Linked DNA regions of Homo sapiens: regions 1, 3 and 4 are each linked to region 2. The links are chromatin contacts, found by Hi-C or POLR2A ChIA-PET in ENCODE. All regions are on one chromosome and are shown on one strand. The core of a region is the stretch at or near the end of the contact, and the rest is flanking DNA. Distances in the headings are between cores, read along the strand shown.

Region 1 (2,700 bases), core at 158-2,657, 1.5 Mb after region 2:
AATTTAGCAAAAATGTCTTAAGTAGGACAAAAAAGGTATGAACTATGTAAAAGAAAAAAATGGATAAATTACATCAAAATTGAAAACTTCAGTGCTTCAAAAGACACTTAAAATGAAGAGGCAAGCCACAGACAGGTAGAAAACATTTCAAAACGTATAGCTAATAAAGAACATGGTATGAAACATATAAAGAACTCAATAATATATAAAGAACTCTTAGATAAAAAGTCAAGCTAGCTAATAAATAAATGGTCAAAAGATTTGAATACACACTTCACAAAGAAGAGATCCTCCTGCCTTGGGCTAAAAAAGGGCTGGGGTTACAGGCAGGAGCCCAGGCCCAGCCTTGTCAGTTGATTTTCGGTGACCCTTCAGAGGGCAAAGGGGAAGTTTTCTCCTGTTCCCTACAACCGACAGGCCCATCAATTGGTGAATGGATAAATAAACTGTGGCTTACCCATATGATAGACTACCATTCAACAATAACACAAATGAATTACTAATTAAACACAATAGTATGAATCTCAAAGCATTGTGCTAAGTTAAAAAAGCCAGACATCACTTAGATATGGTTCCGTTTGTATGCATTCTAAAAAAGGCCTAAAGCACATCACTGTTGCCAGGCACCCGGGAATACGGGAATACGTAGCGGAGCGGGCACGAGGGGGGTGGGGGTGGGGGTAGGGGTGGGGGGGAGGGTAGCTGCCTGCATAGCTCTGCCCAGTTTTATGCCGGTTTCAGCCCGGCGCACAACGCATTTTTTTTTTTGATACATAGTCTCGCTCTGTCGCCCAGGCTGGAGTGCAGTGGCGCAATCTCGGCTCACTGCAAACTCCGCCTCCCGGGTTCCCGCCATTCTCCCACCTCAGCCTCCCGAGTAGCTGGGACTACAGGCGCCCGCCACCACGCCCAGCTAATTTTGTTTTTGTATTTTTAGTAGAGACGGGGTTTCACCGTGTTAGCCAGAATGGTCTCGATCTCCTGACGTCGTGATCCGCCCGCCTCGGCCCCCCAAAGTGCTGGGATTACAGGCGTGAATCACCGCGCCCGGCCGCGGCGCACAACGCTTAACAAACTTTGGCTTCCGTTATCCCTCCCTCTGGAAATGCGTGTGTCAGGGTGCCTCCTAGTGGAACTGCAGCGTTTCCTCGAAAGCCATTCCGTCCAGGAGTTAAGGTGGCCGCTGCCCGCCCGGGGACACTTTCTCAGTCCAGCCCATCGGCCTTTACCCCAGCCAACGACCTGTTGCCTTTGGCCGCCTGCCAAGTCACTCTCATTACAGTTTCCTTTTCCTTTTCGATTCCGCCCCCTAAAAACAACAACAAACATTATGTTTCGTTTTCCACTGGAGCTGCAGGCCCCGCCCCCAAACAGCACGTGGGGGGCGTGGCGTCCCGGCAGGGGCTCAGTAGCTGAGGCTGCGGTTCCCCGACGCCACGCAGCTGCGCGCAGCTGGTTCCCGCTCTGCAGCGCAACGCCTGAGGCAGTGGGCGCGCTCAGTCCCGGGACCAGGCGTTCTCTCCTCTCGCCTCTGGGCCTGGGACCCCGCAAAGCGGCGATGGAGCGGAGGTCGCGGAGGAAGTCGCGGCGCAACGGGCGCTCGACCGCGGGCAAGGCCGCCGCGACCCAGCCCGCGAAGTCTCCGGGCGCACAGCTCTGGCTCTTTCCCAGCGCCGCGGGCCTCCACCGCGCGCTGCTCCGGAGGGTGGAGGTGACGCGCCAACTCTGCTGCTCGCCGGGGCGCCTCGCGGTCTTGGAACGCGGCGGGGCGGGCGTCCAGGTTCACCAGCTGCTCGCCGGGAGCGGCGGCGCCCGGACGCCGAGTGAGTGGGGCTGGTGTGTGAGGGCTGTGAGGGCTGTGAGGGGTGAGGGCTGAGGGCTGTGAGGGGCGGGCAGCCGGGGGTCCGCGCCTGAGGGAGGAGAGCCCAGAAGGCCGCAGACGCGCGCCTGGCTCGGATAGTTTCGCCGACGGCGCACCTGAGCTGTCTTTTATCCCGGTCAGTGTCAGGCGCGGGGTGAGCGGGATACTGGCGACCAGCGGATCCTCCGCTCAGCAAAGTGGCCGGTGCGGGGCATGCGGGCACCGTCTTCATCCTTTTAGCCAGTCTGGCTTTCTCATAGGTTTCTGTTCAAGTTTGTACCCCCGTCCCCCGCCCGCCGCATCTCCCACTGTCTCGTTTTGAGAAAGTAGTCACTGCTCCAACTTTGGGAGTCGTTCTCAGTGATGGGATTTTACCTTGGCCTTCAGTTGCACTTCTCCCACATTCTCATCGAAGTGGGGGAAATAGTTGCCCGCGTTCTTTAAAATTTTGCCCATCTGTGGAGTGAAGAAATTGGTATCTTGCTGCGAGTTTATTTTGCGTTTAACTACTGGACGTTTGCGTTCCTTTTTCGGTAAATTGCCTGTTTATCTTTGCCTGGCTTTTAGAAATTTGAGTTGTTAAATCTTTTTCTTATTTGTATGGAAGAGGTATTTGAATATTGAATAAGAATAGCCTTTTGCACGTCGTACATGTAATATTTTTCTCACTTTGCCTTTTGTGCATGTTGTTTTTAGTGCATTTTTTGGGGGGTAGTCTGTCAATTTTTTTGTCTGTTAAGGCTTATGGGTTTTATGTTAGGCTGGAAAGCTATCCACACTCCCAGTGTTTTAAAAAATGTACTCATTTTTGTAGTAATTTTAAGGTTTTTTTTTTTAAG
Region 2 (2,700 bases), core at 23-2,522:
ACAAACACTTTGTAAGAGATGACTCCTGTCCCATCCTGCTCAGGGATGACCAGAACTTTCATCTTAGATAGATACACCACCAGGTTTCATCAGGGACACCTTAATTATTTTAGCTGTCTAGGTAAACCAATCTCCCGATGGGAGGATATGGAGTAGGGCGAAGAGTTATATTTTGGAAAACAATCCATGGGAAATTAAGTCAAGTAGCCAAAGGTTTAATTTGGAAATGCAAATATCCATCAATTAGGTTTTCAATTATGTGGACAATAAAAGAGTTGAGCAGAGCAGTAGAGACAAACAAAATTAAAAAGAGAAAAGGCAGAGAAGGCAGGGAGGGGCTTATTTTCACACATTATACCAATTTACATTACACATCATATTAAATTTAAGTAAGGCGCTTTTCTTCATCCAAATAATTTCACCCATTTTAAACCATAAAATACTGTCGGCGAAATCTCATCTGGGCCATTTGATGTAATCTTTCTGCGTCCCTTTCAGGAAGGAAGGTGCGACAACACAATGAAGACAGCCTGTTGCTTTCCTTGGTATGTTTACAGCAGGAATCGGGCAGCGACTTAACTAGACATAAGTTTCCCCTTCTTCCCATGGGTCTATTTGCCAAAGCCCCCTGCACCTATTAGAATTTTCTGAGGTTGGGCTGGTGGAGAGCAGAAACCCGGAGGCTAGATTCAGGAGACCTGGTTTCCCATGCCACTTAGTAGCCTGTGACATTGAGCACAATACTTACTTTTCGGCGCTTCCGTTTCATTATTTGGGAAATGGGAACAATATATCTGTTTTATAAGATTGTTGTGAAGATGAAACAGGCCTGTGTGTGAAAGGCCTTTTCTAAATTGTAAAGCGCTCCCCAGATGTTAGTTATTATCTCCTTTAAAGGGCACAGAATCTGTTTCAATATTATAGGAGGTTGCAAAAAGGCTCCTTGACACTTTTTGCTCAGAACTTGACCCTGAGCTTAATCTCGCCGTAAAGTGAAAGGGTTCTTGCGCCCCCACAGCAGCCCGGGGCAGGGTCACCCTCGCGACCGGGGCGGTCATTGCCGTATTCCGTCCTGAGCTGCCGCTCCCCCACGATCCTCCCACCAATCCCGGGAGGGCCGCGACGTCCCTTGCCGCTTGGGTGGCGCCAGCTAGAGGGCGCGGGCCGGGGCGGAACCCGGTACCGCAGCTCGGGAGGTGGGGGTGGGGGCGGGGCCTCGCGCGGAGGGCGTGGCCTCGGGGCGTCCCGGGCAGCCGGCGTGCTGAGCTTGCCAGCCAGCTAGCGAGCGACGGGCGCGCGCGGCCCCTGCGCACTCGGCCGCCGCCTGCGCGCGTTGCGGCCGCAGCTGCACCTTTGCCTCCGCGGTTCCGCAGCCGAGCCCCGGGAGGAGGCGCTCCCCTGCGTCGTCCGCACTTGCGCCCTTTCCCACCGCAACAGGTCAGGGGAGGGCGGAGGTGACGAGGGCGCCCGACCCGGGACTAGAGGACGGAAGGGTCTGGAAGGTGAGCGCAGCCCTGCGCCACCCAGGGCTGGGGGTCGATCCGCCCGGCCCCCGACGCCGCCGCCGCGGACTTCTCGGAAGCCGAGGCTCTCCCCGCCTCTCTGCCGGCTTCCCAGCACGCTGACTCAAGTCGCTGGCGTTCCCACTTTTCCGGTGGGAGCCCTCGGGGAGAACGGGCTAGGGCTCAGAGCTCTCACCGCCCTACTTGCGATCCCGCGGCAGGTAGCGCGTAGAAAAACAGGGGACGGGGACATGGGAAGAGACCCATGCTCCTCCCTCACGCGCAGCCCCCAAGTCAGACGTTTGCCTGTGCACCCCGCGTTTTGCGGAGAGCTGTCCCGTTGTTGGGACCTGCTACTTGAGTTGCGTAATGAGTCCCAGAAGTTTCTCGGGGGGAGGGGGCGGGGAAAAGTGGGGTTCTTCTCTCCTGCACCCCGGGACCCTTCCCTGTGCCTGTCGTGGAGAGAGATGAGGGCTTCCCGCCGCGTCTCGCTGAGAGCAGGAGGGAGGCGTGTGTCGGTGGTCCGTAGCCTCCGGGGAGGAGTTGGAGCCACCTTCTGAGACTTAACTTCAGGGACAGAGGGAGAGGCGTCTTTAGTATGGGACTGGTTAATTTCTCTTGATAATGCTTTTTTCCCTCGGGTGTCCCATCCTCTGTGGCCGTCGCAACCCCACCCTCCGACGGTGCGAGCGCCGGAGCCAGCGAATGAGAGGGGAGAGAAGGTGGAGAGTGTGAATCACACGTTACCTTAGTGTAATGGTAGTTGCATTAATGGAGCTGCGACGGGCCTGCGGGCGGTTCGATACCGTCCGGCTAGTTTTCTCTTCCCGGAGCTTCTCCACCACCAGCACCCGCAAATTGTTATGCAGATCATCCCGGGAAGGCACTTGGCTTTGGAGGTGGAGATGTGTCCGAATCTCCCTTGAACCAGTCTCTGTTAGGGGGAAAGGCCTTGCAGCCAAGTGATTTGTTTTAAGGGTGGAGCCGGAGATAATTTTAAACACCCTCCCCCTTGGTGCACGTTGCGGGGTGTGACTCACCACGGGGAAATCAGACTGATTTAAAACCTTCAGTGCAAACTTGTAAATTAAGGCGAAGACCCAGTGTTCCCTGGGACAGTTGCAAAGTGAGAAGAGCTCAGAAACTGAAGCACAGAAACGTTAGGTAGGAGTCTGAGAGGCGTGGAGAATTTTGCTTG
Region 3 (2,700 bases), core at 78-2,577, 1.6 Mb after region 2:
ACTAATCCATTAGAAGGAAATCACTGGAAAAGGTGAGAGGGCAGAAATGAAGAAACTTTCGAAAGCACTAAGTCTGCAGTGAGCTAGTTATAAACGTAAATCAAATGATAATTTCAAGGTTCGAGAAAATTGAATAATATGTTTATTACGGGAAAAAGAAATACGAAAAATTGCTAGCAATCTACCATTCAAAGATAACCACTGATAACATTTTGGTGTTTATGCGATTTGTAATACTAGCGTTAGTGTTGTCAATATTCAATTTTGGTAGCTTGGAAACTGTAGAGCTGTCTTCCCAAAAACTAGTTAAAGAGGCTTCTACGAAACCTGCTAGGCCACAACTAAGAGCCACTGGGCAGCAAACACAGCTGAATTGCTTAAGATTGTCAGGCACCAGTTGTACAAGACACTTTCACAAGAATCTGGAGGGTACAACAATACTTTTCATTATCTTGGCTTAAAAACCGGAAGGCTTCGGACTTGTCCTGAATCGCAGTGGTTCATAAACCTGGTGGTACATTAGAAATCATTTAGGGACCGTTTAAGAACACAGATAAGCTGGGCGTGGGGGCGGCGCCTGTCTCTCGACTCCTGAGGAGGCTGAGGCGGGAGTTCTAGGCCAGTCTGGGCAACGTAGGGGGCACCCTGTCTCTTAAAAGGAAAAAAAAAAAGGAAAAGAAAATACAAATGTTCAGGTCCCATCCCGCGAGCATTCCAAGTCTGCCCGTCTTGGGGGCTGTCGGGGAATCGGCATTTTTAAAACGGTCCCCGGGTGATTGCAATGCGCAGCCGGTCGCGAACCCTAAAACGCTTCGAGCCATTCCCGCAGGCTGGCGTTGCGTTCTGGGAGATGTGGGACGCAGCTCCCCTGGCCTCCGGTCTCCCCCGTCCTGCCCGCTGTGCGCCCGGCGAGGACAGAGTCCAGAATGTGGCAGCGGAGAGTACCTGACCGACCTACAAGGCCCCAGTGGCTGCAAGAGGCCGCGGTCCACCGCTCCCTTTCCGCCCACCGGGAGGCTGCAAAGGAAGGGCCAAGGCCAGCGAGTTACCTGAGCGGCTTCTTGGAGAGCGGGCACACCAGGAACTCCAGCAGCGCCGGATCGAAGTCGCGGGGCGGCTCCTCAGTCTTCTTGCCCCGGTCGGCCAAAGGCCGCGACCCCGACGCGTGCAGGCACCTACGGGCGACCGCGGACGGCGGCGCGCGCGTTCCCCGCAGCGCTGAGGCGAGCCTGCAGCGTGCTCCACTCAGCATGGTCTGGCAGCCGGAGACCAGGCCTCACCGCAGCCTCGCCACCCGTGGCCGAGCTCCCGGCTTCCCGTTCGTCCAGGCCAGCCGGGCAGGCCCCGCCCCCTGGTCCTCCAGGAAACGCTGCCGAGGAGTAGGCGGGGCGGGCGCTTTGGTTCCGAGGGTGCTTCTGCTCCGACTGCTTTTCCCACGGGCGTCATCTATAGTCCGGAGGACAGCCCCAGGGCAGAGGCCTCTGGTGAGTGCCCCGCCGCCTTACCAGACTACAAACTAAACCAGTGTTTAAGTCAAGGTGTCTGGGTTTTCACCGGGGCCTGTCCAAGGATGCTAGGAAGCCAGTGGCCAGGCCTCAGAGTTGTAGGGAGTTAGGCTTGGACCTACGTGGTTACCTCCAAGTGAAGTTTCAAACACACTGTTATGTATTGTACCGAATGTATTGTCATGGATGTATTGAAAGCGCTCATTTGTTTCATGTACATCTTTACTATACCATTAGTTTCTGTAACCTTGTTTGGCTTTTTTCTCTCTCATTAAAAAAAGTGAGAACCTGGAAGGAAGGGCCTAGGCCTCTGACCCTCCAAAATATATAAATTCTTCCTGCCTGAGACCCAGTCATTGTGAAGTATTTGCGTAATAAAGCACAGCTAATTTACTTCTATAAATGAGCTTGGAGGCCGCAAGGGGCCTAAATAGCTGTGTAACAGGCAGATGTGATCTGCCTGTTAAAGATCCATTCAATGAGTGGGTGATCCATTCAGTGAATTTGTATCCCAGGTTTGCTTCCCACTCTCCAAGAAAGTGACCATGTTAGATCTCTTTCTTACAGTGTAGTAGATGGGAACTTGGGCTCTGGGGCCTGACAGCTTGGTTCCCTGTCCACAATTAGTAGCTGGATGACTTTGGCAAATGACTTAACTGCTCATTTTCCTTATCTGTATAAGACTAATAATTGTACCTACCTTGTAGGTAGGGCATAAATGTGATTGTGCATTCGAAGAACATTTAGAAAAGTGCCTGGCACAAATTAATGCTCCATTAATGTTGTCTATTTTTATTTTTAGTTCATCTAGTTTTTCCATGTCCGAAGACTCAAAGATTCTCATTAGTCATCCATTTTTTCCCTCCGTTCTGCTGAATATCAACCTGAACTTTTTTTTTGCATCACTGGGCATTATCATTTCACACTTTGAGTTCCTGGAGCTGGAAGTACAGAATCCAAAAATATGTTTATATTTTCAAATTTCTCTTCCACTCCAATGTAAAAATAAACTGACAAATGTTTATATGTTCATCCTAATTTTTTGTTTGTTTTTTGGGCCATCCTGTTTTTTTTAAAAAAAACAGTTTATTTTTTGATGTTCTTTGTTCACTAATGCTCAGAAGATTTTCTAAGGTTAATGTAGTTTATAGGATACCAAAAAGGAAACACTTCTACTGGATAGATATTTAAGAGA
Region 4 (2,700 bases), core at 198-2,697, 1.2 Mb before region 2:
TAAAGCTTTTCCTCACTTGACTCCTCTTTCATTTTAATCGAAATTTAATTTTCGTGTTCATACCTAAATAGGAAATTCGACATACTAAAGAATATGTATTTTAAATTTAGAACTTTTGTACCATAAGACCTAAATTTAAAATTCCTGAAATGTCAGTGTCATTTTGAATACACGCTTAGGAAGACTTCGATTTAGAAAGATACTTTTCAAACCTGGAAAAGGAAACAACCATTTAAATGAATTAATGCATGTTAGCATTCACTGATAACACCTTATAAGGGTGCTTCTTAGTACAACCTTATGAGAATTCTCCAGAAGCCTCAGAATTCAGCCCCTTATAAACTAGAATTCAGTGAGCAAGATTTATGTTTCCCAAGGAACTGTCAAGCTTAGTGCTTTTGATTGTGTTCAGGGAAGAGAAGATATTGAGATTTCTGAAGTTGTTGAACAGAGAAAGAGATAAATGCTTTGTTCTTTGAAAAATCCACATTTAGTTCATTTTCAATTACAATCTCCCAGGGAAAAAAGATACTCAAACTGACTCAAGTATGTTCCTACATATTGGCCTTTGTTTAACATATTAAATTGGAGCTTCTGGACAGTTGAAGAGGTAATATGAATCCAAGGTTCTTTTTGTATTAATACATCTTAATCATGAAATAAATGTTTGTTGAATGACTATTACTTTCAAACCTTAATTTAAAAAGACATCGACAAATAAAATGATGTTAAAACTGCTATGTTTTATTTCATATTTGATTATTGGAGTATTTGTTACTTAGTATACTGCTGAATCATGCTAAAACATGAACAGTTCATTAAGCAAAGCCATTTAATAAATTCTGAAATTACTGTTAGCAAACAGTAATTTGGAACTGTAAATTGCCAGAAGAAAAAGCATCGGGTATCTACAGTCAATAATAATTCAGAAAGTGGAATTGGAGGACAAGAAGGTCTCAAGTGTTATTCTATAACCCCCCTCCTTTTCTTTTTTGGTTTTGTTTCTTTTGCTGTAGGTATTGTGGAAATTATTTGTTTTATATCAATCAGAACACTTTGAAAAAAAATTTTACTGTTGTGTATTCTTCCATTCTATGGTTATACTGTACATAATAGAACATGGCTCCTATTGTTGGGGACCTACATTGTTTCAGTGACTTCTGCTGTGAATAAAATTAGGATAAGCATTCTTTTACATATGACTTTGCTCATTTGATTATTTCAGAACTGAAATGACTTGGAAATTAGTGAGTCCTGATCACTTTTTTTTTTTTAAGAGTAGGAGAACTAGTCCTGAAATATCACTGATCTAGAACCTTGGCTTCCAAGCTTTCAGTCTAATATCTGTATCTAGCCAGAAGTAATGACTGAGTGACAAATACATAAGGGGGCAGGAAGTGAAAGCATAATTTCCTTCTGTCTGAGTAAGAGGTCAATCATGTACCCCATTCTCTGAAAATCCCCAGGGAGTGGAAGGGTTCTCATACTAAAGAAAACAGTCACGATTCCATGCCAGACTTTATTCTCAAGGAGTGATAAACATATGATAGCTATGGGAACATTTTTAAATAGCTGTCATTTTGTTAATGAGTATTTGCTAAAGCATTTCCTGGGCCACTGGTGTTTATGGAACTTTTAAACAAAATATTTATGAAGATGGAACCGGGACTTGCTTCATAAATTATGTCCTTTTACTTGCACCTTTGCTTTTCCTCACTGCACAACGATGTTCAGGCCTCTTCTACATGAAACAAACAAACAAATCTTCAGCCTTTTCAACCATGTTCTTTTTTCCTGGTGCCAAGAAAAATTTATATTTTTTGTTTCTTCTCCCTTGCCTCCCTCTGAGTTGATTGCCCTTTGCACTTTGGCATTATTTCTACCACAATATTGAAATGACCTCTCAGAGGTTGCTCATGATGGCTGAATTAACAGTTAAATTCAACAGCTTTTTATCTCTGTCTTCACCTTCTGTTCTTTCTGCCATCTATACTGTTTACCCTCATGCTCTTCTTGAAATAGTTCTGTCTTTTGATATTAGAGATCTTGTAGAGATCTAGTGCATAGCCTATGGCTCTGCCCCTCTCCTAGGCTTTTTTTTTTCTTCCCTCTTGTTAGAGGGCTCCTGTTTTCTTCCCACCTTCTTGGTTTCAGTGTCTGTGTTTATTTTGTTTTCTCTCTTAGTCTTTCTTCCTTGGAAAATTTCATATAGGCCTATGGCTTCATCTTAAAGCTCAATGTGGATATCTGATCAGCAAAGCCTCTTCCACCCTTTGTGCGAGTTGTAACAAACGTCCCCTTCCTCCAGATGCACAATGCTCGCATCAGGATCTTCAGCTTGGCAGCAAACTGAGCTGGATTTCAGCCCCTGCTCAGCCTGCACAACCTCAGACAGTTGCCCTGCTGGTCAGGGCCTCCTATTCAATGCTGTCTATGGTATTCCAGTGCTTCAAACTCCATGTCTTTCCCTCAGTCAAACTAGCCTTCCATCTTTCATCTCCTCCATCACTTTTTATACAACCAGGTGCCAATTAGAATTTTAGCAACCATTTCCTTGGCATTTTTCCTTTTTATTTCCATGGCCACATTCTTGCTCAGAATTTAATTCCCTCTTGTTAGCCTACTGTCCCCGCCCCAATCCTTTTCTACTACAGTCTATCCTCTATACATTTGGCAATTTGAAGATGATTATATATCTCT

Evidence for each region. A loop is a pair of places that touch in the nucleus more often than their neighbours do. ChIA-PET counts read pairs that join two places held with the same protein, here RNA polymerase II (POLR2A). Pooled maps may share reads with other maps.
Region 1: a loop to region 2 is called in a map of CD4-positive, alpha-beta T cell, with 5 times the contacts of the local background. The contact joins the promoter of HERC5 here to the promoter of AFF1 in region 2. A Hi-C loop is called at or near these places in 3 of 168 maps with a recorded cell type or tissue (CD4-positive, alpha-beta T cell, ascending aorta and naive thymus-derived CD4-positive, alpha-beta T cell), 5 of 37 single-sample maps with no recorded cell type and 15 of 50 pooled maps. POLR2A ChIA-PET finds 5 or more read pairs at or near these places in 2 of 52 experiments (CD4-positive, alpha-beta T cell and CD4-positive, alpha-beta memory T cell).
Region 3: a loop to region 2 is called in a map of gastrocnemius medialis, with 7 times the contacts of the local background. The contact joins the promoter of PIGY here to the promoter of AFF1 in region 2. A Hi-C loop is called at or near these places in 2 of 168 maps with a recorded cell type or tissue (ascending aorta and gastrocnemius medialis) and 7 of 50 pooled maps.
Region 4: a loop to region 2 is called in a map of ascending aorta, with 4 times the contacts of the local background. The contact joins the enhancer-like site here to the promoter of AFF1 in region 2. A Hi-C loop is called at or near these places in 1 of 168 maps with a recorded cell type or tissue (ascending aorta), 3 of 37 single-sample maps with no recorded cell type and 3 of 50 pooled maps. POLR2A ChIA-PET finds 5 or more read pairs at or near these places in 1 of 52 experiments (OCI-LY7).

The regions. Positions count from the first base shown.
Region 1 is chr4:88,455,712-88,458,411 of GRCh38, forward strand. HERC5 (HECT and RLD domain containing E3 ubiquitin protein ligase 5) reads left to right here and starts at 1,408. Exons shown (of 23, transcript NM_016323.4): 1 at 1,408-1,823. The coding sequence starts at 1,559. All of the region lies in intron 1 of LOC102723458 (a long non-coding RNA gene), which reads right to left. RefSeq lists an enhancer at 1,038-1,467.
Region 2 is chr4:86,933,739-86,936,438 of GRCh38, forward strand. It overlaps AFF1 (ALF transcription elongation factor 1), which reads left to right and starts at 1,273. Exons shown (of 21, transcript NM_001166693.3): 1 at 1,273-1,502. It overlaps AFF1-AS1 (AFF1 antisense RNA 1), which reads right to left and starts at 1,112. Exons shown (of 3, transcript NR_038841.1): 1 at 749-1,112. It also overlaps a transcript of C4orf36 not described here. RefSeq lists silencers at 978-1,727, 2,198-2,336 and enhancers at 1,649-2,190, 2,191-2,700, 2,588-2,700.
Region 3 is chr4:88,522,449-88,525,148 of GRCh38, forward strand. PIGY (phosphatidylinositol glycan anchor biosynthesis class Y) reads right to left here and starts at 1,328. Exons shown (of 2, transcript NM_001042616.3): 1 at 1,050-1,328. PYURF (PIGY upstream open reading frame) reads right to left here and starts at 1,328. Exons shown (of 2, transcript NM_032906.5): 1 at 1,050-1,328. The coding sequence starts at 1,252. It overlaps PIGY-DT (PIGY divergent transcript), which reads left to right and starts at 1,362. Exons shown (of 2, transcript NR_134663.1): 1 at 1,362-1,484; 2 at 2,317-2,543. It also overlaps a transcript of HERC3 not described here. RefSeq lists an enhancer at 626-685.
Region 4 is chr4:85,782,209-85,784,908 of GRCh38, forward strand. The region is part of intron 3 of ARHGAP24 (Rho GTPase activating protein 24); the gene reads left to right. Among named protein-coding and RNA genes, the nearest start is that of MIR4451, 61 kb to the left of the region's middle. Within about 2 kb of position 1,448, at least 3 of the 41 ENCODE cell types and tissues checked have a DNase peak (open chromatin) inside an H3K27ac peak, as active enhancers do.